Linked DNA regions of Homo sapiens: region 2 is linked to region 1. Evidence: chromatin loops called from intact Hi-C (ENCODE). Cell type or tissue: gastrocnemius medialis. All regions are shown on one strand. Each heading gives the region's core, and the rest is flanking DNA. Links, peaks and the distances in the headings are about the cores only. Region 1 overlaps LOC124900647 (nascent polypeptide-associated complex subunit alpha, muscle-specific form-like). Region 2 overlaps MAEA (macrophage erythroblast attacher, E3 ubiquitin ligase).

The links. Peaks named below come from ENCODE experiments on the same cell type or tissue, not always from the same donor. Only the 100,000 strongest peaks of a DNase experiment are listed, where the experiment ranks them.
Region 2: a loop joins it to region 1, with 15 times the contacts of the local background. A loop is called at or near these places in 1 of 110 quality-filtered maps.

The regions. Positions count from the first base shown.
Region 1 is chr4:1,182,335-1,194,045 of GRCh38, forward strand. LOC124900647 (nascent polypeptide-associated complex subunit alpha, muscle-specific form-like) reads left to right here. Exons shown (of 3, transcript XM_047416477.1): 2 at 8,766-11,711. The coding sequence starts at 11,252. It also overlaps a transcript of SPON2 not described here. Among named protein-coding and RNA genes, the nearest start is that of SPON2, 16 kb to the left of the region's middle. In gastrocnemius medialis, for the core only: no CTCF peak of the experiment used is centred there; DNase peaks (open chromatin) are centred at 9,417, 9,917, 10,397 and 11,107; H3K27ac peaks cover 2,420 bases.
Region 2 is chr4:1,296,084-1,307,794 of GRCh38, forward strand. All of the region lies in intron 1 of MAEA (macrophage erythroblast attacher, E3 ubiquitin ligase), which reads left to right. Among named protein-coding and RNA genes, the nearest start is that of MAEA, 12 kb to the left of the region's middle. RefSeq lists an enhancer at 1,214-1,927. In gastrocnemius medialis, for the core only: no CTCF peak of the experiment used is centred there; a DNase peak (open chromatin) is centred at 5,208; H3K27ac peaks cover 1,757 bases.

The DNA of each region.
Region 1 (11,711 bases), core at 7,657-11,656:
GTCAAGAAAGTCAACAAAAAAATGAATGACCAAAATTGAAATATTCATAAAAAGATATAAAACCTAAAAAGAAACCAAAAAGAAATTCTGAAGGTGAAAAGTATAATCATGGAAATGAAAATTCACTAGAGGGATTAAAAAGCAGATTTGAGCAGGCAGAAGAAAGAATCAGAGAACTTGAAGACAGGACAATGGAAATTATTGTCTGAGGAACACAAAGAAAAAATATTGAAGAAAAATGAACAAAGCCTAAGAAACCTGTGGGACACCATAAAACAGGGCAACATATGCATTGGGGGAGAAGAGAGACTGAAAGAGTCAGGAGAACATTTGAAGAAATAATAGTTTAAAATTTTCCAAATCTGATGAAAGACATGTATATAAACATCTAAGCTCAACAAACTCCAGGTAAGATGAACTCAAAGAACCCACACCAAGATACATCAAACTTTTGGAAGACAGATAAAAAGACAGAATCTTGAAAGCAACAAGAGGAATTACTCATCACATACAAGGAATTGCCACAAGATTATCAGCAGATATCAAAAACTTTGGAGGCCAGAAAGCAGTGGGCTGATATATATTCTGAGTGTTCAAGAAAAAAAAAACTAAGGACTCTATATCTAGCAAAACTGTCCTTCAAAAGTGAGAGAGGGCTGGGTGTGGTGGCTCACTCCTGTAATCCCAGCTGAGGTCAGGAGTTCAAGACCAGCCTGGCCAACATGGTGAAACCCCATCTCCACTAAAAATACAAAAATTAGCTGGGTGTGGTGGTGCATGCCTGTAATCCCAGTTACTCAGGAGGCTGAGGCAGGAGAATCGCTTAGAACACGGGAGGTGGAGGTTGCAGTCAGCAGAGATCGCACCACTGCACTCCAACCTGGGCAACAAGAGTGAAACTCCATCAAAAAAAAAAAAAAACAAAAAAGAAAGAGAGAGAAAATAAAACTTTAAACAATGAAAACAATGAGGGAGTTCACTACCTCTAGGCCTGCCCTGCAAGAAATGCTTAAGGAAGTCCTATAGGGTGAAATGAAAAGACACTAGACCATAACTTGAAGCTATATAAAGAAATAAAGATCTCAATAAAAGTAGATATGTGAGCAATGATAAAAGTTAGTATTATAGTAACACTGGCTTGTAACCCCACTTTTTTGTTTTCTAAATGATTTAAGAGAATGTGTTTTTTAAAAGCATGAGTCAAGAAGCTAGTATTCTCGTCACTTTGGTTTGTAACTCCACGTTTTGTTCATACTTTGAGCCTAATGCATTTTTTAAAATTATTAATTTATGTTTTGAGGCACACAGTGAATTAAGATGTAATTTTGTGACATCAGCAACTGAAAGAGGTAGGATAGAGCTGTAAAGGAGTAGAATTTATTGAAATTAAGCAGGTATAAATTTAAATTAGAGTTATAACATTAGAATGTTAAATGTAATCCCCATGGTAACCACAAAGGAAATAGCTATATAATGTACACAAAGGGAAATGAGAAAGGAATTTAAATATTTCACTTGAAAAATCAACTAAACCTAAAAGAAGACAGTAATACAAAAAATGGAGGACAAAAAACTATAACGCAAATAGAAAACAAACAGCAAAATGACAGATGTAAATCCCTCATTATCAGTGATTATTTATCTATTTTGTTAGTTATTTTGAGACAGGGTCTCACTCTGTTGCCCAGACTAGAGTACAGTGGCAAGATCATGGCTCAGTGCAGCCTCAGCCTCTCAGGCTCAGGTGATTCTCCACCTCAGCCTCCCAAGTAGCTGAGACTACAGGTGCATACCACCATGCCCAGCTAATTTTTCGTAGAGACCAGGTTTCACCATGTTGCCCAGGCTGGTTTCAAACTCCTGAGCTCAAGTGATTCACCCACCTCAGTCTCCCAAAGTGCTGGGGTTGCAGGCATGAGCCACTGCAACTGGCCAGTAATTACTTTAAATGAAAATGAATTAAACTCTCTACTCAAAAGACAGAGATTGGCAGAATGAATACACACACATAATTCAGCTCAATGCTGTCTACAAAAATCTTGATTTAAATTCAAAGACACAAGTACACTGAAAGGGAAAGGGTGAAAAAAGGGATTCCAAGCAAACCAAAACCGAAAGAGAGCAGCAGAAAAAACCACTCTAAAATTCACATGGGCTCTGAAGGGACCGCAAGTAGCCAAAATAATCTTTAAAAGAAGAACAAAGCTGGGGGACTCACACTTCCTGATTTCAAAATCTCCTACAAAGCTGTAGTAATCAAAATCTAATAATCTAGTAAATTTACTACAAGGTTCCAGTAATCAAGAATACAATAAGCTGGCCAGGCACGGTGGCTCATGCCTGTAATCCCAACACTTTGGGAGGCTGAGGCAGGCAGATCACGAGGTCAGGAGTTCATGACCAGTCTGGTCAACATAGTGAAACCCGTCTCTACTAAACAAAAATTTAAAAAATTAGCCGGGTGTCATAGTGTGTGCCAGTAATCCCAGCTACTTGGGAGGCTGAGGCAGGAGAATCACTTGAACCCAGGAAGCGGAGGTTGCAGTGAGCCGAGATCTTGCCACTGCACTCCAGCTTGGGCGACAGTGCAAGACTCTGTCTCAAAAAAAAAAAAAAAGAATACAATAAGCAATAAGCTATGCTCTATCTTTATGCCAGAAATAAACTCTCACATATATGGCCAGATGATTTTTGACAAAAGTGCCAAGACCATTCAATGGGAGAAATAATAGTCTTATAGTCTTTTTTCTTTTTCTTTTGACACAATCTCACTCTGTTGCTCAGGCTGGAGTGCAGTGGCACAATCTCGGCTCACTGCAGCCTCCGTCTCCTGGGTTCAAGCAATTCTCCTTTAGCCACCCGACTAGTTGGGATTACAGATGTGCACCACCACCCCTGGCTAATTTCTTTTTTGTATTTTTAATACAGACTGGGTTTTGCCACATTGGCCAGGCTGGTCTTGAACTCCTTACCTCAAGTGATCTGCCCACCTCGGCCTCCCAAAGTGCTGGGATTACAGGCATAATCCACCATGCCCGGCCAGAATAGTCTTTTTGACAAATGGTGTTGGAAAACCTGGACATCCACATGCAAAAGAATGAAGTTGGTCAAGCCTGTGATCCCAGCACTTTGGGAGGCTGAGGCGAGCGGATCACCTGAGGTCGGGAGTTCCACACCAGCCTGGCCAACATGGTGAAACCCCGTCTCTATTAAAAATACAAAAATTAGCCAGGCATGGTAGCACATGCCTGTAATCCCAGCCACTTGGGAGGCTGAGGCAGGAGAATTTCTTGAACCTGGGAGGCGGACATTGCAGTGAGCTGAGATCGCGTCACTGCACTCCAGCCTCGGCAGCAGAGTGAGACTCCATCTCCAAAAAAAAAAAGAATGAAGTTGGACCTTTTGCCTGACACTGTATGCAAAAATTAACTCAAAACTGATTAAAGACCTAAATGTAATACCTAAAACTATAAACTTCTTAAAAGAAAACATAAGACAAAGCTGTACAACTTCAGATTTTACAATGATTTATTGGATATGACACCAAAAACATGGGCAACAAAAGAAGAAAATAGACAAAGTGGACGTCATGAAAATTAGAATATTTGTGTATCAAAAGGCAACATCTGGCCGGGCGTGGTGGCTCACGCCTGTAATCCCAGCACTTTGGGAGGCCGAGGCGGGCGGATCACGAGGTCAGGAGATCGAGACCATCCTGGCTAACACGGTGAAACCCCATCTCTACTAAAAATACAAAAAATTAGCCGGGCGTGGTGGTGGGCGCCTGTAGTCCCAGCTACTCAGGAGGCTGAGGCAGGAGAATGGTGTGAACCTGGGAGGCGGAGCTTGCAGTGAGCTGAGATCGGGCCACTATACTCCAGCTTGGGTGACAGAGCGAGACTCCGTCTCAAAAAAAAAAAAAAAAGGCAACATCAACAGAGTAAAGGGGCAACTCAAAAGATGGGAGAAAATGTTTTTTTTTTTTTTGAGATGGAGTCTCCCTCTGTCACCCAGGCTGGGGTGCAGTGGTGCAATCTTGGCTCACTGCAACTTCTGCCTCTCGGGTTCCAGCAATTCTCCTGTCTCAACCTCCCAAGTAGCTGGGATTGCAGGCGCATGCTGCCGTGCCCGGCTAATTTTTTGTATTTTAGTAGAGACGGGGTTTCACTGTGTTGCCCAGGCTGGTCTCAAACTCCTGAGCTCAGGTGATCCACCCACCTCGGCCTCCCAAAGTGCTGGGATTACAGGTGTGAGCCACTGCACCCAGCTGATGGGAGAAAATATTTACAAATCATTTATCTGATAAGGCACTAATATCCAGAATATATAGAGAACTCCTAAAACTCTAAGACAAAAAACTCAATTTAAAAATGGGCAGAGGACATGAATAGACATCTCTCCAAAGATGATCTACAAATGGTCAATAAGCAAATGAAGAGATTCCCAACATCATTTATTACTGAGGAAATGCAAATTAAAACTATAATAGGACATCACCTCACACCCATTAAGATGACTACTATCAAAAAAACCCCAAAATAACAAGTATTGGCAAGGATGTGGAGAATCTGGAACCCTGGAGAACTATTGATGGGAATATAAAATGACACAGTTCCTATGAAAAACACGATAAGAGTTCCTCAAAAAATTAGAAATAGAATGACTGTATGATCCCACATTGCAACTGTGGGTATATACCCAAAATAATGGAAATCAGGGTCTTGAAAATATATTTGTATACTCAAGTTCATAGCAGCGTTATTCACAACAGCTAAAATGCAAAATCAGTTCAAGTGCCTACCAATGAACAAACAGATAAGCAGAATATTATTTAGCCTTAGAAAGAAAGGAAATTTCACCTTACAAAGGAAGGACATATGCTATAATATGGATCACCCTTGAGGACATTATGCTAAGTAAAATAAGCCAGTCACAAAACACAAAGATTGTGTCATTCCACTTAGATGAGGTACTTAGAATAGTCACATTCAGAGAGACAGACAGCAGATTGGTGGTTGCCAGAAGCTGGGGGGAGCAGAAATGGGGAGTTGTTGTTTAATGAGTGCACAGTTTCAGTTTCACAAGATGAAGTGTTATGGAGATGGATGGGGTGACGTTTATACATGATGAATGTTTTTAATGCCACTCAACTGTACACTTTAAAATGGCTAAGATGGTAAATTTTATGTTATATGTATCTTTTTTTTGAGGCAAAGTCTTGCTCTGTCATTTCTTTTACTATACCTTTTAAGGTGTCTTTTTAGCAGATGCCCTAGGGATTACAATTAATATCTTAATTTATAACAACTGATCTCAGATTAATTATAATTTAATGTCAATGGTATACAAAAACTTTGCGCATATATAGCTCTGTTCCCTCCTCCTCCTCTGTGCTATCACTGTCATATAATTTAAATGTTTACACATCATTTGACTACCAGCACAGATGTCTAATCATCACTCTCTGCAGTTGTCTTTTAAATCAGGTAGGAGAAAAAAGAGCTACACACATAAACTATTTATTTTTACACTGCCCTTTGAAAATGTTTTCCCCAATTTTTTATTGTAATAAAATACACATAACAGGCCAGGCACAGCAACACACGCCTATAATCCCAGCACTTTGGGAGGCCAAGGCTAGTGGATCTCCTGAGGTCAGGAATTTAAGACAAGCCTGGCCAACACGATGAAACACCGTCTCTACTAAAAAATACAAAAAAAAAAAAATTAGCCAGGCGTGGTGGCGGGTGCCTGTAATCCCAGCTACTCAGGAGGCTGAGGCAGGAAAATTGCTTGAAACTGGGAGGAGGAGGTTGCAGTGAGCCAAGATCACACCACTGCCTGGGCAACAGAGCAAGACTCCGTCTCAAAAAAAAAAAAAAAAAAAAAAAAGAAATGACAAATATGTTGAAATGAGACACTAGGAAATATCTATTTAACACCAAAGAAGGCCATATGGAAACAGAGGAACAAAAAAAACCTAAGATATGGAAAACAAATAGCAAATGGTGTGCCTAAATTCTCCCTTATCAACTCAGTATGTAGTGTCAACTAAATGTTAATTAAACACTCCAGTTAAAAAGCAGCGGATAGAAGGGCTGACTTTTAAGAACCATGATTCAACGCACATTCAAAGACACTCTGAAGTAAAAGAGCAAAGATAGAATAGTAAGCAGAAGAGAGCTGGAGTGACTGTGACAATATGAAAGAAAACAGACCTTCGGACAAAAGTTGTTAAAACAGACAAGGATATTTTATAGTGATAAAAGGGTACATCCATCAAGAAAATATCACCGTTATCAACATATGTGCACCTGACACAGAGCCCCAAGATACATGAAGCCAAAGCGGAAATGATGAAGGGCAAAATGGACAATTCAACAATAACAGCTGGAGACTTCCAGCTTTCAATAGCCCATTTCCAATCATGGATAAAGCAACAGGACAGAAAATCAAAAGTCAGTAGAAGACGTCAACAGGCTCTAACCCACCTAGACTTGGCAGACGTCTGTAGAATACTCCACCAACAACTGCAAAGGTTGTTGTGCCCATTATTCTCAAGTGCACGTGGAATGTCTGACAGAATAAACCCGATGTTGTCATAAAATAAATCTCAACAAATTTAAAATGATTGAAATCATGCAAAGTATGTTCTCTTACCACAATTGAATGAAATTACAAATCAATAACAGAAAGAAATTTGGGTAATTAAAAAATATGTTAATAAAACACTGAACTCCTTAGTATCCAATAGGGCAAAGAAGCATTCACAAGAGAATTTAGAAGATAGTTTGAGATAAATGGAAATGAAAACACAATATACTAAAATACAGATGAAGCTAAACAGTGCTTACAGGGAAATGTACAGCTGTGGATACTTACACTAAATAAAAAGAGATCTCAAATCAATAACCCAACCTTCCACCTAAAGAAACGAGAAAAAAACAGCACAGTAAGTCAAAGCAAGCAGAAGGAAATAATAAATAGTAGAGCAGAGATAAATTACAGTAGAAAAATAATTTAAAAGATCAATTAAAACAGACCGGGTATGGTGGCTCACACCTGTAATCCCAGCACTTCAGGAGGCTAAGGCAGGCAGATCTCTTGAGCTCAGGAGTTCAAGACCAGCAGGGGCAAACGGTAAAACCCCATCTCTACAAAAATAAAAAATAGCTGGGTGTGGTGGCACGCACCTGTGGTCCCAGCTACCTGGGAGGCTTGAGCCCAGGAGGTCGAGGCTGCAGTGAGCCAAGATCATGCCACCACTGCACTCCAGCCTGGGCAACAGAGTGAGACCCTGTCTCAAAAAAAAAAAAAAAAAAAAGAAAGAAAGAAAGAAAAGAAAACAAAAAACAAAAGTTGGTTTTTGGAAGGCCAGGTGCGGTGGCTCACACCTATAATCCCAGCACTTTGGGAGGCTGAGGCGGGCGGATCACAAGGTCGGGAGATCGAGACCATCCTAGCTAAGATGGTGAAACCCCGTTTCTACTAAAAAATACAAAAAACTAGCCGGGCATGGTGGCACCCACCTGTAGTCCCAGCTACCCACGAGGCTGAGGTAGGAGAATGGCTTGAACCCAGGAGGCAGAGCTTGTAAGTGAGCTGAGATCATGCCACTGCACTCCAGCCTGGGTGACAGAGTGAGACTCCATCTCAAAAAAAAAAAAAAAAAAGTTGGTTTTTGAAAAGATCAAGAAAATTGAATAGCCAGACTAAGAAAAAAGAGAAGACTCAAATTTACTAAAATCAGGAATGAAATAGAAGACATTACTAATGACATTACAGAAATTAAAAGATTTATGAGGGACTCTTATGAACAATGTGCCAACCAATTAAATAATCTAAATGAAATGAACAAATTCCTGGAAAGACACAAACTACTGAAACTGACTCATGAAGACATACAAAATCTGAATAGACCTAACACAAATGAAGAGATTGAAGTAGGAAAAAAAAAAACAAACAAAAAAAAACAAACTTCCCACAAAGAAAAGCCCAGGATGAGATGGCTTCCCTGGTGAATTTTACCAAATGTTTGAAGCATAATTAATACCAATCCTTCATAAATTCTTCCAAAATAGGGAACACTTCCTCACTCATTCAGAGGCCAGTATTACCCTGATACCAAAACTAGACAAAATCGTCACACAAAAAATAAACTTTCCAGTATCTCTTATGAATATAGCTGCAAAAAATGTTCAACAAAATACCAGTAAACTTAATCCAGCAACATTTTCGAAAAGATTATGCACAATGAATGCAAAGTTGGTTCAATATGAATGATTAGGCAAGAAAATAAAATTAGAGGCAGCCAGGTTGGCAAGGAAGAAGTAAAACTATTTCTATTTGCAGATGACATGATTTCATGCATACAAAATCATCAGAAATCCATGCAAAAACATTGGAGCTGAGAAATGAGTTCTGCAAGGCTGAAAATACAGACCAATATTATAAAAATCAGTCACGTTTCTAAAACAATGAACAATATGAAAATGAAATTAAGAAAACGATTCCATTTATAATCACATCAAAAGAATAAGCTTAGGAATAAATTCAATCAAAGAAGTACACAACTTGAACACTAAAAACTACAAAACATCATTAGAAGAAATTAAACATTTAAATATGTGGAAAGACATCTTGTGTTCCTCAATTAGAAGAATTAATATTGTTAAGACAGCAATAGTCCCCATATTGGTCTACAGATTCAATCCAATCCCCATCAAAATTCTAACTGCTTTTTTTTTCTTTTTTTTTTTTTGCAGAAATGGAAAGTCTGATCCTAAAATTCATACGGAATTGCAAGAGGCCTCAGATTGCCAAAACTACCCAATAAAAGAACTAAATTGGAAGACTTACACGTCCCAATTTCAAAAATTACTACAAAACTGTAGTAATCAAGACAGTATGGTACTGGCTTAAGGCTAGGTATAGAGACAATGGAACAGAATTGAAAGTCCAAAAATAAACCCCTACTTTTATGGTGAACTGGTTTCAACAAGGGTGCCAAAGTCACTCACTTGAGGAGAGATCAGCTCCTCAGCAAATGGTGCTCAGACAACTGGACCTCCATTTGCAAAAGAAGGTATTTGGACTCCTACCTCACACCATATACAAAAAAATTAACCATGTATAAAATTGATCAAAGACCTAAAAGTAAAAGTCGTGAGTTTTGGCCCACAGGAGTAGACGGACAGGGTTGAGGAGCCAGTCTCCCAGTGAAGGTGCTGGAGGCTCCTTGATGCTCTTCCCTGACAGTTCAGCCTAGAGTGCACTCCTTGGGATGATGGCGCCCCTCCTCTCACACCTTGGCTCAGAACTCAGCACTGAAATCCACTGGGAAGGCCAGGGGCAGGAGAGACCTCTGCCTAGTGGGAGTGCAAGGACAGAGGCCTCCTCGGGCTGTGTAGGCCCTGCCTGGAGGGGACACCAGAACCATAGGGTGTGTGCGAGGCAGCGGTTGGATCAGTGTGGAGAGAGGGTGGAGGAGGTGCCCACAAGTTACCAAGGTTTGCAGTGAGTTCCTGTCATTCTACATTCAGGTACATAGCTCCCAGGACAGCCAGCCCCTCCCCATAGGCCTACACACCCAGCCTTCAGGCCACACCCAGGCTGGTGGCCGCAGACCACTTGGGTCCCTGTTTCCAGGGCTCTGATGGGATAGAAGAGACTCAGCCCCATGAGGATGTGGGTGCCCCTCATCTCTCCACAGCAAGGAGGGGCCAGAGGAAGCCCCATGCTAGCGTCAGGGGACAAGGATTCCAGCTCAGGCCTGTCCACGGCTGTGTGACCCGGCATGGGTTAAGCTCTCTCAAGGCCTCAGTTTCTTCCTCTGCAGAGTGTGGGATGGGGGTGACCTCACCAGATGGCCCCACATGCTTTAGCACAGAGATAATCCCTTTCCTCGTGACCCACAGCCAGCCAAGCAGCTCTACTGAGTGTGGGACTCTGTCCAAGCTCTGAGTCAGCCCTAGGGCTGGTCTTGGCAGCCCTGTGCTGGCTGGCCAGGGTTGGCTGTGGAGCCAAGGAAAGGGATTTGGAATTCAGGGATTTATGCTTTAAATTTCACATTTTCTTTTTCCCAATAGAGTTTCCTACTCTCAATCTCTTGACACGATGGTAAAGCCCTTTGCTGTAGCTAAACTCAGTTGCCATTTTCGGATTGGCATTAGGGTGAGAAGGCTGAGTGCTCACAGGGAAGCCTCTTCCCAGCAGCACCCCTGGGCTGGAAAGGGCAGCGGGAGCAGCACAGAGCAGCAGAGGGTGGCTCAGGCTAAGCCGGAGCTGCCCGGGGCAAACAAAGAGGGACCTGCCTCCTTGTTTCTTAGCCTCTTAACACAGAAGCTCGCAGCCTGGATTCTAGGAAGGCTTGGGGGGTACGGCCATCCTGCTGGAAGCCTTTGCTCCTTTAGCCCAGAGAGCACTTGCCCCAGCCCCACATACACCCCAGGGAGATGCCACCGGCCAAGGAGAGGCTTGCTGAGGCCACGGCCCAGCATCAAGCCCTCACATCAGGCTGTTCCAGCAGCCAGGGGCCCTCAGAAGCAAGGCCGAGTGGAAGGAGGTGCCAGGGAGGGGGCAGAGCTCAATGTCCACTGCAGCAGCTGCTGGGGTCCCTTCTCTGCTGCCACCTCATCTGGCACAGGGTGGGGCATGGGATGGAGACATCTGAGTACCCACCAGGCCCACACACATATGTGGACATGCATGCATGCCACACACACGTGCACACACTTGTATACGTACACATGCCCGACACAGCTGCACCATGCCAGATACACGCCTCACACATGGGTGCACACACACAGCACATGTGCTCACACACCATGCACATGCCTGCATCTGAGGCTGACCCTGCCTTTGATCTGGAGGATGCTAATGGACCCTGCAGAGAGAAAGTGGATGTCACTGCAGAGACTCAGTGGGCACTGGAGGGTGCAACGTCCCCTGTCCCAGTCTCTGCCCAGGTCCATCCTGTCCCCTGCCCCACACACCCTTCATCACTGGGTGTCCCCGTCACCGGGTATCTGTCCTGGGGGAGTCCAGCACGCCAGGCCTGGCCTCTCTCCAGAGCCCCCCCAGTCTCAGTGGGCCCCACCCTGGGGCTGGGGAGGAGGAATAGGAGTGTGGGGGAGCTGGGTGGGGACTGAGTCCTTTCTCCAGGAGGGAAGGTTGTGTGTCCCTACAGCCCTGTGTCACCAGAACACCTCCCCAGCAACAGGGGTCACTCCCGTAGGACCTGCCGCTGACCATGGGACAAGAACGTGGGGGGCATGGGAAGGATGTGGAGGGGGCATGGGAAGGATGTGGAGGGGGCATGGGAAGGATGTGGGGGGTGTGGGAAGGATGTAGGGGGCGTGGGAAGGACGTGGGGGGTGTAGGAAGGACATGGGCGGTGTGGGAAGGACGTGGGGGGTGGTGTGGGAAGGACGTGGGGGGTGGCGTGGGAAGGACGTGGGGGGGTGGCGTGGGAAGGACGTGGGGGGGTGGCGTGGGAAGGACGTGGGGGGGCAGCGTGGGAAGGACGTGGGGGACGGTGTGGGAAGGATGTGGGGGGTGTGGGAAGGACGTGCGGGTGGCGTGGAAAGGACGTGGGGGAGCTGTGGGAATAACACGGGGGTGGCGTGGGCCCTGCTCCCTGTCCCTCTTCTTTGGACGAGGCTGCCAGTATGTGGAACCCAGGGGGGTGCCCTGTGGCCCAGCAGCTGTTC
Region 2 (11,711 bases), core at 2,821-6,820, 110 kb after region 1:
ACCACCTTCACGTGCGCCCCCCACCTACATCTGCACCTCACCTATGCTACCCTCACCTGTGCCCCCCCACCCGCACCTGTGCCCCCCTCACCCACGTCTGCACTGCCCTCACCTGTGCTGCCCTCACCTGTGCCCCCCACCTGTGCCTGTGCCCCCCTCACCTGCTCCTCCCTCACCTGCTCCTCCCTCACCTGCTCCTGCACCACCTTCACGTGCGCCCCCCACCTACATCTGCACCTCACCTATGCTACCCTCACCTGTGCCCCCCCACCCGCACCTGTGCCCCCCTCACCTGTGCCTGTGCAGCCGTCACCCATGCCATTCCTCACCTGTACCCCTCACCCATGCCTGTGCCGTTCCTCACCCGTGCCTGTGCCCCCCTCACCCGTGCCTGTGCCTCCCTCACTTGCGCTGTGCCCCCCTCACCTGTGCTGTGCCCTTTGCCTTGTGGCTGCTCCTGCACTTGGTTCTCTCTCTGTTGGTCGGTTTTCCCATTGGCTGTGCAGCTCCCTGGTGTGCACGTGGCTCTGAGTCTTCCTCTCGTGAAAACCCCTTCCTTGCCCCCGTCCTCCTCCAGCTACTACTCCCTGTCTCTGCCCCTTCATGTCTCTCTTCCTGTTTTACCTAAATCAGATTTTTGCCCCCCAACACTCCACCCAGATGTTCCTCTTGAGGACAGGATGATGCTCCTGAAAGCGGTCAGTCCACAGCGGACCCCACTGCCTCGAGACGCTCCCATCACTCGGCTCCCGTGACACCATCCTCTGGGCTCTCCCCACCCCTCGCTGCATGTCCTCACTTGCCTATGCTGTCTTCTCTAGTCTTGGAGGCCTTTTGTTTTATGTCACCAGCCAGCCCTCCAGAGGTTGTGTGGCTTCACAGACGGTCTCCAAGCTCCTGTCCCCACACTGCTGCCCTCCCCAGGCCTCTCTCCCTGAGGCCATCCCGTGTAGTCACCTCCCGGAGCTCTCTTCGCATGTCTGGAAGGCAGTTCAAAGATACGATACCAGGCGCAAAACCAAATGCCGCATCTCGGCCTTGGGGCCCCAGACGAGCCCCAGACCTGCCTTACTAAGCCACCCTTCCCAAGTCAGTTGACAGCGATGTCCCCCGGCACTTGTTCAGTGACAGCCGAGAACTCGGAGGTTTTCTCGATTTCTGTTTCTCACGTTTATCCTTGAGTCCACGATGGCTGCTGGGGCTGCGGCCTTCGCGGCCAGGAGGAGGGTAAGGGGGAATCAGTGCCGCCCTGCGTGGCCAGCTCCCTGCGTGGGGGCCTTAGTGGACATCCTCCCAAGCGTTTACACTTCAGCTCATTCCCCAGAGCACGGGGCTGGCCATTTCTAGCTTTGGAGGAGCCTGAAAAAGTACGTGCGTATGTGTGTGTGTATACATACATATAGAGAGAGAGCACGCGCTTGAGTGTGGGCTCATTGCTGCCCTAAATAAAATTAGGATGTGGTTCCTTTTGCCCTTTGTCCCTTGCCTGCCTGGTTTCCTTTGCAGCACTCGTCACAGTCTGACGCGGTCGCCTGCATCTCTCTGTGCTTTGGTTGGGCGTCTCCTTTAGAGCGTCTGCTCTGCGAGGGCACGGGCCGTCCTTTGTCGTCGTTCACGTCACACCCACGAGTGCCTGGCACAGGAGTCAGTCAATGGCTGTTGGCCGAACCAATTTCTCCCCCGTCTGTCTGGGAAATTCCTAAACTTCGCATCTCACTTTTGTCCACTTGCCGCATTCTAGAGTATGTCTTGGTCTCATGGCCTGTGCTCTCATCTGGCTGTGGTCAGCCTCTTGCGTTTCCTTTCTCCCTTGCCTCCACCCCTCGCGATGTAGCCCCATCCCCTGCCCTTCTCTGCTTCCCATTGTTCTAGAACATTCCAGCATGGAAACCCCGCTGTGCAAGGCCCCTGCACTGGCCACAGAAGCCGCACCTATCTGCTGAGGAACCCGGTTGCTGCCTGGAGTGGGTGTCGAGTACTGCCTGGCAGCATAGCCATGCTTCTTGAGGCATTTTAGCACCCTGTACCCCAGGTACTGTTCCATATGCCCCTCCTTCTCCATGAGCCCCCCATGCCTGCCCCGTCCTTGTGCTCTGCCCGCGGCTTGGCCCTGTCTGTCGCCTGCCTGCTTGTGCTCACTGTTTCCTTTCTTTTACTGGAGATATGTCATTTGTGCCCCGCCCAAGGCCAGCCTTTGTTCATGCACCAGACCCCCTGCCCCATCCCTGTGACCTGAAGAGGCATGTGCCGTCTTCTGGTTATCCACGAAGAGGCACACGCGCCGTCTTCTGGTTATCCACGAAGAGGCACACGCGCCGTCTTCTGGTTATCCACGAAGAGGCACACGCGCCGTCTTCTGGTTAACTGTGTGCGGGACCCACAGGTCCCCTCTGTCTGAGCCAGCCCTGCCTTGGGGTCTCTGGAATTGCTTCTCATCTGGTTTTACCCCCATCACAGTGCTATAGTCAGGGCACCAGGTAACCCCAAGACACTGCTGAGACCCATGATGGATTCTTGCTGCCCATCTCGACCTCTCACAGGGCTGGAACACAGCTCACCCCCTCGGGCTCCTAGAGCGCCATCCTCGCGTTTCCCCCCGGGCTCAGTCCTTGGCCCTGGGTGTTGCTGTGAGCACCGCTGCCTTGGTGCTCTCACAGGGTCTAGTGGACTGATAGGACCCTCTGTGTATACTGATGACTCCCAGGCAGGTATCTTCCCAACCCCAGAGCCCTGTATCCAGTAGCCTGTAAAACATACCCACTTGGCAAGGCACTTTGGCATTAAAATTATTATTATTAAAATTATTATTATTTTTAGAGATGGGATCTCACTCTGGCACCCAGGCGGGAGTGCAGTGGCATGATCACAGCTCACTTCAGCCTTGACCTCCTGGGCTCAGGTGATCTTCCTGCCTCAGCCTCCCGGGTAACTGGGACCACGGGCGCCTGCTTCCGTGTCTGGCTAATTTTTTTATTTGTAGAGATAGGTTCTAGCTCCGTTGTCTAGGCTGGTCTCCATCTCTTGGGCTCAAGCATTCCTCCCTCCTGGGCGTCCAAAAGTGTTGGAATAACAGGTGTGAGCCACCATGCCCAGCTCCTTGGCATATTTAGATCTGAGCTTATCATCTTAACACCTGCTGCCCAAACCAATTCTACCAGTCTCCCTTCTCTTCGGGAAGGGCAGCCCCTCCATCTCCCTTGGTCAGGCCAGAACCTTCAGGTTGGCCTTGATGCCTCTGTTGTCACAGCTCATGCCCAGCCCGTCTGCCCCTCCACCCTGGCGTCAGGACATGCCCAGGCCCAGCTGCTGCTGCTCTTCCCACCTCTGCCCCTGCGGCTCAAGTCGCATCTCTCTCTGGAATATTGAATAGCCTTCTGGCTGCTCCTGCTCTGCTCATGCCCACCCCGGCTGCCCCAGCGCCAGATCCTGTCGTCTTTTTGTTCTAGGAGTTTCCTGACCTGGGGATGAAGGCCAGGGTCGTTACAGTGGCTCCCAGGCCCTTTGCCCTGTAGGGTGCTGGGCCCAGTGGCCTTTCTGCCGCCATTCAGCCAGGCCAGCATGCCGAGCCCAGGGTTTTACTGCCACCTTCCTCTGTCTGGAGCGCTCCTTCCACAGATGTCCATGGTCCCATGTCCTCACCTTCAATCTTTGCCAACGTCCGTGGTCCCATGTCCTCACCTCCTTCAATCTTCGCTGAGCTGTCAGCTTGTGAAGCTTCTCTGACTCCACTGTTGAAACTGCAGCCCCAGCATCTCCCACTTCTGCCCTTTTCCCTCGTGAGTCGTGACCGCTGTCTCACATAACGGTATTTTGCTTGTTTCTGACCACTGGGATTATAAGCTCTTTTGAAGGATAGAGAAGAAATAAATTCTCCAATTAACAAATGAACAAAATAATATTAAATATTATTTTGGCAATTCTGTCTAAAGCAGTAAGAATTGAAATAGAAGTAAATGTAACCATTGAGAAAGTCAGCACAATAACGGGGCATACAGTAAGTGCACGAAACCCAGTCGCCACCCTCTATATCACCGCCAGCCAGTTAGAACACATCCCATTCACCATAACCCAAAGCAGCAGAGACAGACGATCCAACAGCATCCTTAGCAGGCAGCCTGACTGCCACGGAGCTGTTTCAGGAAAGGCCCGAAGGAAGATTGGCACTAGCAGAGGATGCCGTGTTTCTGCATGAAAACCGTAATGATATCATATTGTTCTTTTTGTGTTTGATAAATATTTCTTATTTATAATGAAAGGGACACCAAGAAGGGCTGGGCCTTGCCAGACACCACAGCCAGGTATGTAACTGCCAAAGTTGTGACCTTGTGGCAGAACAGCTGGCTCCCTTTGAAATACTTTATGGAAAGGTGAGAGAGGAAGCTCTGCTGATGTTGTGATTATGAACTGACACTCCTGCCCGCTTGCAGTCTCTGTTGTTTGGTCAGGGAGTGACCTGGGGATGAGGGCACTGGACCGCGTGGGGCACGGCCCCGGCTCTTCCGTGCTGCCGGCTTCCGAGGCTGGGGCTGCGTGGCGTGCGTGTGTGCCGCTGCCGCAGGTCGCATACCCTTTCCAAGACGGACCAGTGGCTTTAAAAGGTTCCTGCAAGGAAGTGGCTGGCTAAGGCTGGGCCTAACTGGGCGTGCACACAACAGGGAGCGCAGAGCTCAGGGCCGACAGCACTCTTGCCACTGCGAGCTTTGTAGGGCGCAACATCAATCTGGTTACATCCCCTCAGAAGTTGACTGGAAGTGTCATTTTTTCAAGAAGCCTCTTAGGGGATTCGAAGCGTTTTTCCTTGGTGAGCCTCCCTCAGGGTATGTGCTGTGCTTGGGGAGATTAGCTCAGGATGGCAGGAAGCCACCGTGATTACATGCCCCGCACCAGAACATGAGACTGGCCCCTCCAGGACGGAGAGGGATGTAAACTGCCACCCAGGGCTTAATCCAGCACTTCTGGCCCTGTGATGAGCTTCGTGATCAATATTTAGAAACCTCTTCTGGTTAATTGCAAAAGACAAAGAGCCTCATGCATTGGGGAAATTCTTCCTTCCCGTGCTGGTGAAAACATGATGATGACACACTGAAATGCGTTGCGTTTTGTCAGCAAATTCTGTCAGAAGCACGGCAAACGCTGGAGAAGGTTTGAGGAAGCGCATCCTGAAGCTGATGGCACCGTGTGGGGGCAGCGGGCGGGCAGGTGCAGACGTTTCACGCATGTCTCCACTCACACTGCTTGCCACATTCTGTTTCAGTGACGAAATCAGGGAGGATTACTGCTGTGAGTCACCAAAGGGGAAGATGTACTGGAGGAGATGTAATTTAACATTCGCTAAGTAGAGAAATCCCGTGAACATAAAAAGCTGTAATGCAACAAATTACTTAGGAAAAATTGGGGAGATGTGATAAATAAAAGTTTAATTCTTTGGTATAACCAGAAAAGATAGAACCAGAATTTAAAAGCAAATACCAAGCCAGGCACAGCGGCTCATGCCTGTAATCCCAGCACTTTGGGAGGCTGAGGCAGGAGTATCACTTGAGCCAGGAGCTCAAGGCTGCAGTGAGCCATGATTGTGTCCCTGCACTCCAGCCTGAGCAGCAGAGTGACGCCCTATATGAATGAATGAATAAGTAAGTGAATAAGTAAAAATAAATAAGCACTGGACAAGGGACACAGACAAAATGTGTAGAAGGAAAAAAGTGTTAGGTTGAATCATATACAGTTGTTATTTTTGTAAGTTAAAAGTGATGACCGAATAGACCTATAACAGGTGAAGTTACTACAAAAAACCTCACAAAGAAAAGCCTGAGACCAGATGGTTTCACTGATGAATTCTGTTAAACATTTAAAGAAGGATTTATACCAACTCTTCTAAAAACAGTTAAGGAGGGATTACATCCCACCTCCTTCTATGAGGCCAGTATAACTTTGATATAACCTTGAACCAGACAAAGACATCACAAGAAAACCATAGACCATTGTTCCAGATGAGAGAAAATAGATGCCAAAATATTCAACAAAATCTTAGAAAACTAAGAAAATCTAAGAAAACAAAATATAGAAAGGATTATGTGTCAGGACTAAGTAGGATTTCCCCCAGAAATGCAAAGTTGGTTCAACGTGTGAAAATCAATGTCGTGTATCATATTAATAGAATGAAGGACAACAACCACATAATCATCTCAATAGATGCAACAAAAGTACTTTACACTGTGAGAAATCAGTGTTTGCTGTTTAAGTTGCCCAGTCTGTGATATTTTTGTTACAGCAGCCTGAGCTGACTAAGACAGCTGCTCAGAACAGGGAGAAAATGTTTGCCAGTCATATATCTGTTAAGGGTTTAGTATTCAGAATAGGTTAGGAACTCTTCTAGTTCATTAATACAAAGGCAAAAGAAAACTTGTTTTTTTGAGTTGGATTCTCACTCTGTCACCAGGCTGGAGTGCAGTACAGTGGCGCCATCTCGGCTCACTGCAAGCTCCGCTTCCCGGGTTCACGCCATTCTTTTGCTTCAGCCTCCCAAGTAGCTGGGACTACAGGCACCTGCCACCATGCCCGGCTAATTTTTTTGTATTTTTAGTAGAGACGGGGTTTCACTGTGTTAGCCAGGTTGGTCTCGATCTCCTGACCTCGTGATCCGCCCGCCTCAGCCTCCCAAAGTGCTGGGATTATAGGCGTGAGCCACCGCGCCCAGCCAAGAAAACATTTTTTAAATGAGCACACAATTTTAGCAAACTTCTGCAAAGATATACAAATGGCCACTAAGCACATCATTAATCCTTAGGGAAATACAAACCAAAACCACAGTGAGGTGCTGCTTCCTACCCCACCAGAAGGGCTGTAGCAAAAACAATGGCGAGTTGTTGGGTGTGAATGTGGGGAATTGAAATCCTCATACGCAGCCACCTCGGAAAACAACCTGGCCGTTCTTCAGGTGACACACGGAGTTACCATAGGACCTGGCAGCTCCCCTCCTCAGCTTATCCCCAAGACCAGTAGAAACTCTTAAGAATGTCATCCTCGGGCCGGGTGTGGTGGCTCATGCCTGTAATCCCAGCACTTTGGGAGGCTGGGGCGGGTGGATCATGAGCTCAGGAGATTGAGACCGTCCTGGCCAACATGGTGAAACCCCGTCTCTACTAAAAATACAAAAAAAAAAAAAAAAAAAAAAAGCCGGTCATGGTGGCGTGCACCTGTAGTCCCAGCTACTTGGGAGGCTGAGGCAGGAGGATCACTTAAACCGGGGAGGCAGAGGTTACAGTGAGCTGAGATCGCACTACTGCACTCCAGCCTGGGCGACAGTGAGACTCTGTCTCAAAAAAAAAAAAGAATGTCATGTCCTTCTCGATAGCAGCCAAAGGTCCATCAGTTGTGAATTCCTAAACAAATAGGTATACGAATACCACGGAAGACCATTCAGCCATGAAGAGGAGTGGAGCGTCGCTGTATGCCACATCACAGGTGAACCTGGTAAACATGCTAAGTGAGAAAAGCCAGATACAAAAGTCCACATCACGTGTGATTCCATTTATATGGAATTGGTTGGTGGTTGATTGCCTGGGTCTGAGGGGACTACAGCGGGTTCCTTTTTTGGAGTGATGAAAATCTAGAAGTAGAGTGGTTTGTACAACCTTGTGCTTATTCTAAAAACTACTAAATTGTACATATTAAAGGGGTGAATTTTACGGCCTGTGAATTGTATCAGTAAAAATTGGTAAAATTAAAAATGACATTGGGATTTTTTGTATGATTCAGCTTAATAGACAACTGAAGAGCATGCTTGCACAGTGCCGGCAGGGCAGGGGGGTCCGGCAGGGCAGGGTGGGGGTCGGGCAGGGCAGGGGGGTCCGGCAGGGCAGGGTGGGGGTCGGGCAGGGCAGGGGGCGTCCGTGGTGTGTAGCTCTGCACACAGGAGTCGGGAGTTTTTAGTCCAGGTCCATAGAAGTAGAATACCTGGGTTGAAGGGTGAGGCCCAGGTTCTGTAGCTCCCGTCAAACCCCACGCACCCTCCTCCCCCTGTCAGTCGTGTGGCTCCAGTTTCCTTCACCTCACCAGTGTGTTTTCTGTGAGCCGCATGTGGCTGTTGAGCACTTGAGATGTTGCTGGTCCAAATCGTCGTGTGCTGTCAATGTAAAGTATGCCCTAGCTTTCAAAGGTTTAGTACAAAGAGGGTAAAGAATGTAAAATATCTAATGATTATTTATTGTTTGTTTATTTTGTATTTTTTTTTGTAGAGACGGGGGTGTCTCTATGTTGCCCAGGCTGGTCTCCAACTCCTGGCCTCAAGCAGTCCTCCCACCTTAGCCTCCCAAAGCACGGGGATTCCAGATAGGAGTCACCATGCTTGGCCCTGAAAATTACTTATTTATTTATTTGAGACGGAGTCTCGCACTGTCGCCCAGGCTGGAGTGCAGTGGCGTGGTCTCTGCTCACTGCAAGCTCCGCCTCTTGGGTTTACACCATTCTCCTGCCTCAGCCTCCCGAGTAGTTGGGACTACAGGCACCCGCCACCACGCCTGGCTAATTTTTTTGTATTTTTAGTACAGACGGGGGCATCGTGTTGGCCAGGATGGTCTCCATCTCCTGACCTCATGATCCACCCACCTCGGCCTCCCAAAGTGCTGGGATTACAGGCATGAACCACCACGCCCGGCCCCTGGTAATTTATGTTAAGTGTTTAAATGAACATATTCGGGATAAATTGGGTTAAATAAAATATATTAAAACACATTTCATGTGTTTCTTTGTACTATGGCTACTAGAAAATTTGAAACTCTACAAATGTGTCTCACGCTATACTCTATTGAATTTGAAACTATACAAATGTGTCTCACGCTATACTCTACTGAATGGTACTGCTTTGTGGCTTTATCCTTTTTTTATCTGCTTCGGTTTCTCAGAGATGTTTTAAAAACAAAAAAGTTGTACTGATGTTTCTGTCTTTCCATAGCCATCCAGATTTATGATGATTATTAATACCGTGGACTTCTCTTCACCATCTTATTTTGCTTTCTATTTCCCATGCTTTTGTCTTCATTTTTTCATTTTTTTTTTGGTGGATCGTTAAGGTTTTCTTTGTTCCAGTTAATTTCCTCTTGCGGTTTGCCCAGTTCACAGCCATGCTCCACTTGTGGCAAATCAAAAAGGTCTCCACACATTGCCAGGTGTCCCCTGGGGAGCAAGTGGTCCCTGTGGAAAGCCGCTGCACTAGGTGAGCCCGGCCCTGGTGAGGGTGCCTTGTGAGTGGAGCCTGCTTGTGCTGCTGTGCCCCGCTGCTTCCAGGCGGCGCGGCCCTCCGTCTGATTGCTGGAGGACTCTTCGGTGTGGACACACCGTGGTTTGTTTACCCATCCTGGTCAATGGACAATTGGAACTGTGGTGAACAAGCATTCCTGCACCTGTATGTGGATATTGTATGTCCATTTTTCTTGGGAGTGGAATGGCTGAGTCATCTGGTAGGTGTCTTTACCTTTTAAAGAACTAAGCGCTTTTTCCAGAAGGATCATCAGAACTGCTGCCAGCAAGAGTCCAGGTATCCCGGCTCCACCAGCATGTGGTGGCGGCCTCTTGACTTGGAACTGTTCTTCTGGGTGCCGGGGTTCTCCAGAGAAACAGAGCCAGTGGCACCCACATGTGTGTGTGCGCACGCGTGTGTGGGAGTGTGCGTGCGTGCACGTGCGCACGCGTGCGTGTAAGGAGCTGTGTCACAAAGAATTGGCTGGTGCAGTTATCAAAGCTAAGTCCCGAGCCGGAGACCCAGGAGAGCTGAAATGTAGTTCCAGTCTCAGTCTCAAGGCCTGAGAACCAAGAGGGCTGACAGTAGCAGTTTTAACCCGGAAGCTGTCGGGCGGGCGGGAGATCCAAGAAGAGCCAGGGTTTTAGTCCAAGTGCAAAGGCCAGAAAAGACCATGCCCCGCCCACAGGAGGAATTCCTTCTTACCCAGCCTTGCCTTTCCCTTCAGGTCCTCAGCAGATTGGGCAGGGCCCCTCCCCAACGGGGAAGGCTGTGGGCTTTCCTCAGTTTACCCATTCAGATATTAATCCCATCCCAGAATGCTCTCACAGTCACACCCAGAATAATACTTGGCCAAATGTTTGTTGGGGAACCTGGCAGCGTCAAATGGACCCATAAAATTCACCATCGCGCTTTCCGCTGTGGTCTAATTTGCATTTCCCTGATGACTCATGATGTTGCACGTCTTCCTGGAGATTACCTGCCCTTCATAGAACTTCTCTGTGATGTTCCTGTTCAAACCTTTTCCCCATTAAAAAAATGGGATTGCTAACCGGGCGAGGTGGCAGGCACCTGTAGTCCTAGCTACTCAGGAGGCTGAGGCAGGACAATCACTTGATCCCGGGAGGCGGAGGTTGCAGTGAGCCGAGATCACGCTATTGCACTCCAGCCTGGGTGATGGAGTGAGACTGTGTCTCAAGAAAAAAGAAAAGAAAAGTGGGTTGGGGGGCTTGCTTGTCGTAATACTGAGGCTGCAGGAGTTGGCTGTATTCCAGATGGAAGCCCTTTGTCAGCTGTGCTGTGAAGGCCTTCTCCCAGTCCATGGCTCGTGTTCTTAACTTTCTTACATTGTTTTCTGAAGAGCAGAAGTTTTAATTTTGATAAGGTTCAGAGGATGGATTTTTCTTTTACAGTTGGTACATTTTGTATCCTTCTAAGAAATTGTTGCCTGTCTCAAGGATGCAAAGATTTTCTCCCTTGTTTCCTTCTAAGGAGTTTCACAGTTTGAGCTTTTGTGTTTAGGTCCGTGATCCATTCGGAGGCACTTTTCATGGGATGTGAGGTTTGGGTTGAGGGCCATCCCTTCCCTGTCCTGGCTGTTGCAGAGACTGTCCTTCGCCTCAGTTGCCTTGGCCCCTTGGCTGTATGTAAATGGACCCTGCCTGTGGGTCTTTTTCTGGGTTCCCCACCCTGTATTGACCCCTGCATCCATTCCTAGACCAGTGCTGTACTGGCTTCAGCACTCTAGCTTTATGAGAAGTCTGGCAGTCAGGTGCCATTTATCAAAATTCATTAGAATTTTTGTTAACATTTTTTAATTTAAAAAGATACTGTTATATATGTATACAATTTGCCATCAACCATTTTATACAGCAACCACTTTATCCATTTATAGCGTAGACACCGTTCCGTAAGCACACAGTACAGTCATACCATCTATATCACCATGACCCTCTCATCTTGCAAACCGGAAACTCCATAGCCATTGAACAAAACTGCCTCCTCCCCACCCCAGCCCCTGGGATCCACCATTCTGCTTTATGTGTCTAAGAGTTGGACTGTGTGAGATACCTCATACAAGCAGAGTTAGCAGATTTGTCTTTTCATGGTTGACTTATTTCACTTAGCATAATGTCTTCAAGGTTCACCCATGTTACAGTGAGTGAGAGGATTGCCTTCTTTTAAAAGGCTGAATACTGTTCCACTGTGTATTGTGTTACTTGTCCCCAGGGGGACGGAACTCATAATATATAGAGGTAGATGAGGGGATTTATTGGGGAACTGGCTTGTGTGATTACAGAGGCTGAGTCCCGCAGCAGACCTGCACCCCAGAGACCCTGGGAAGCTGGTGCGTGGCTCAGTCCAAAGCCAAAGGCCTGAGAACCCTGGGGGGATGCTGGTGTAAGTCCCAACATCCAAAGGCCAGAGACCCTGGAGTTCTGATGCCAAAGGGCAGGATCCCAGCTCCAGGAGGGAC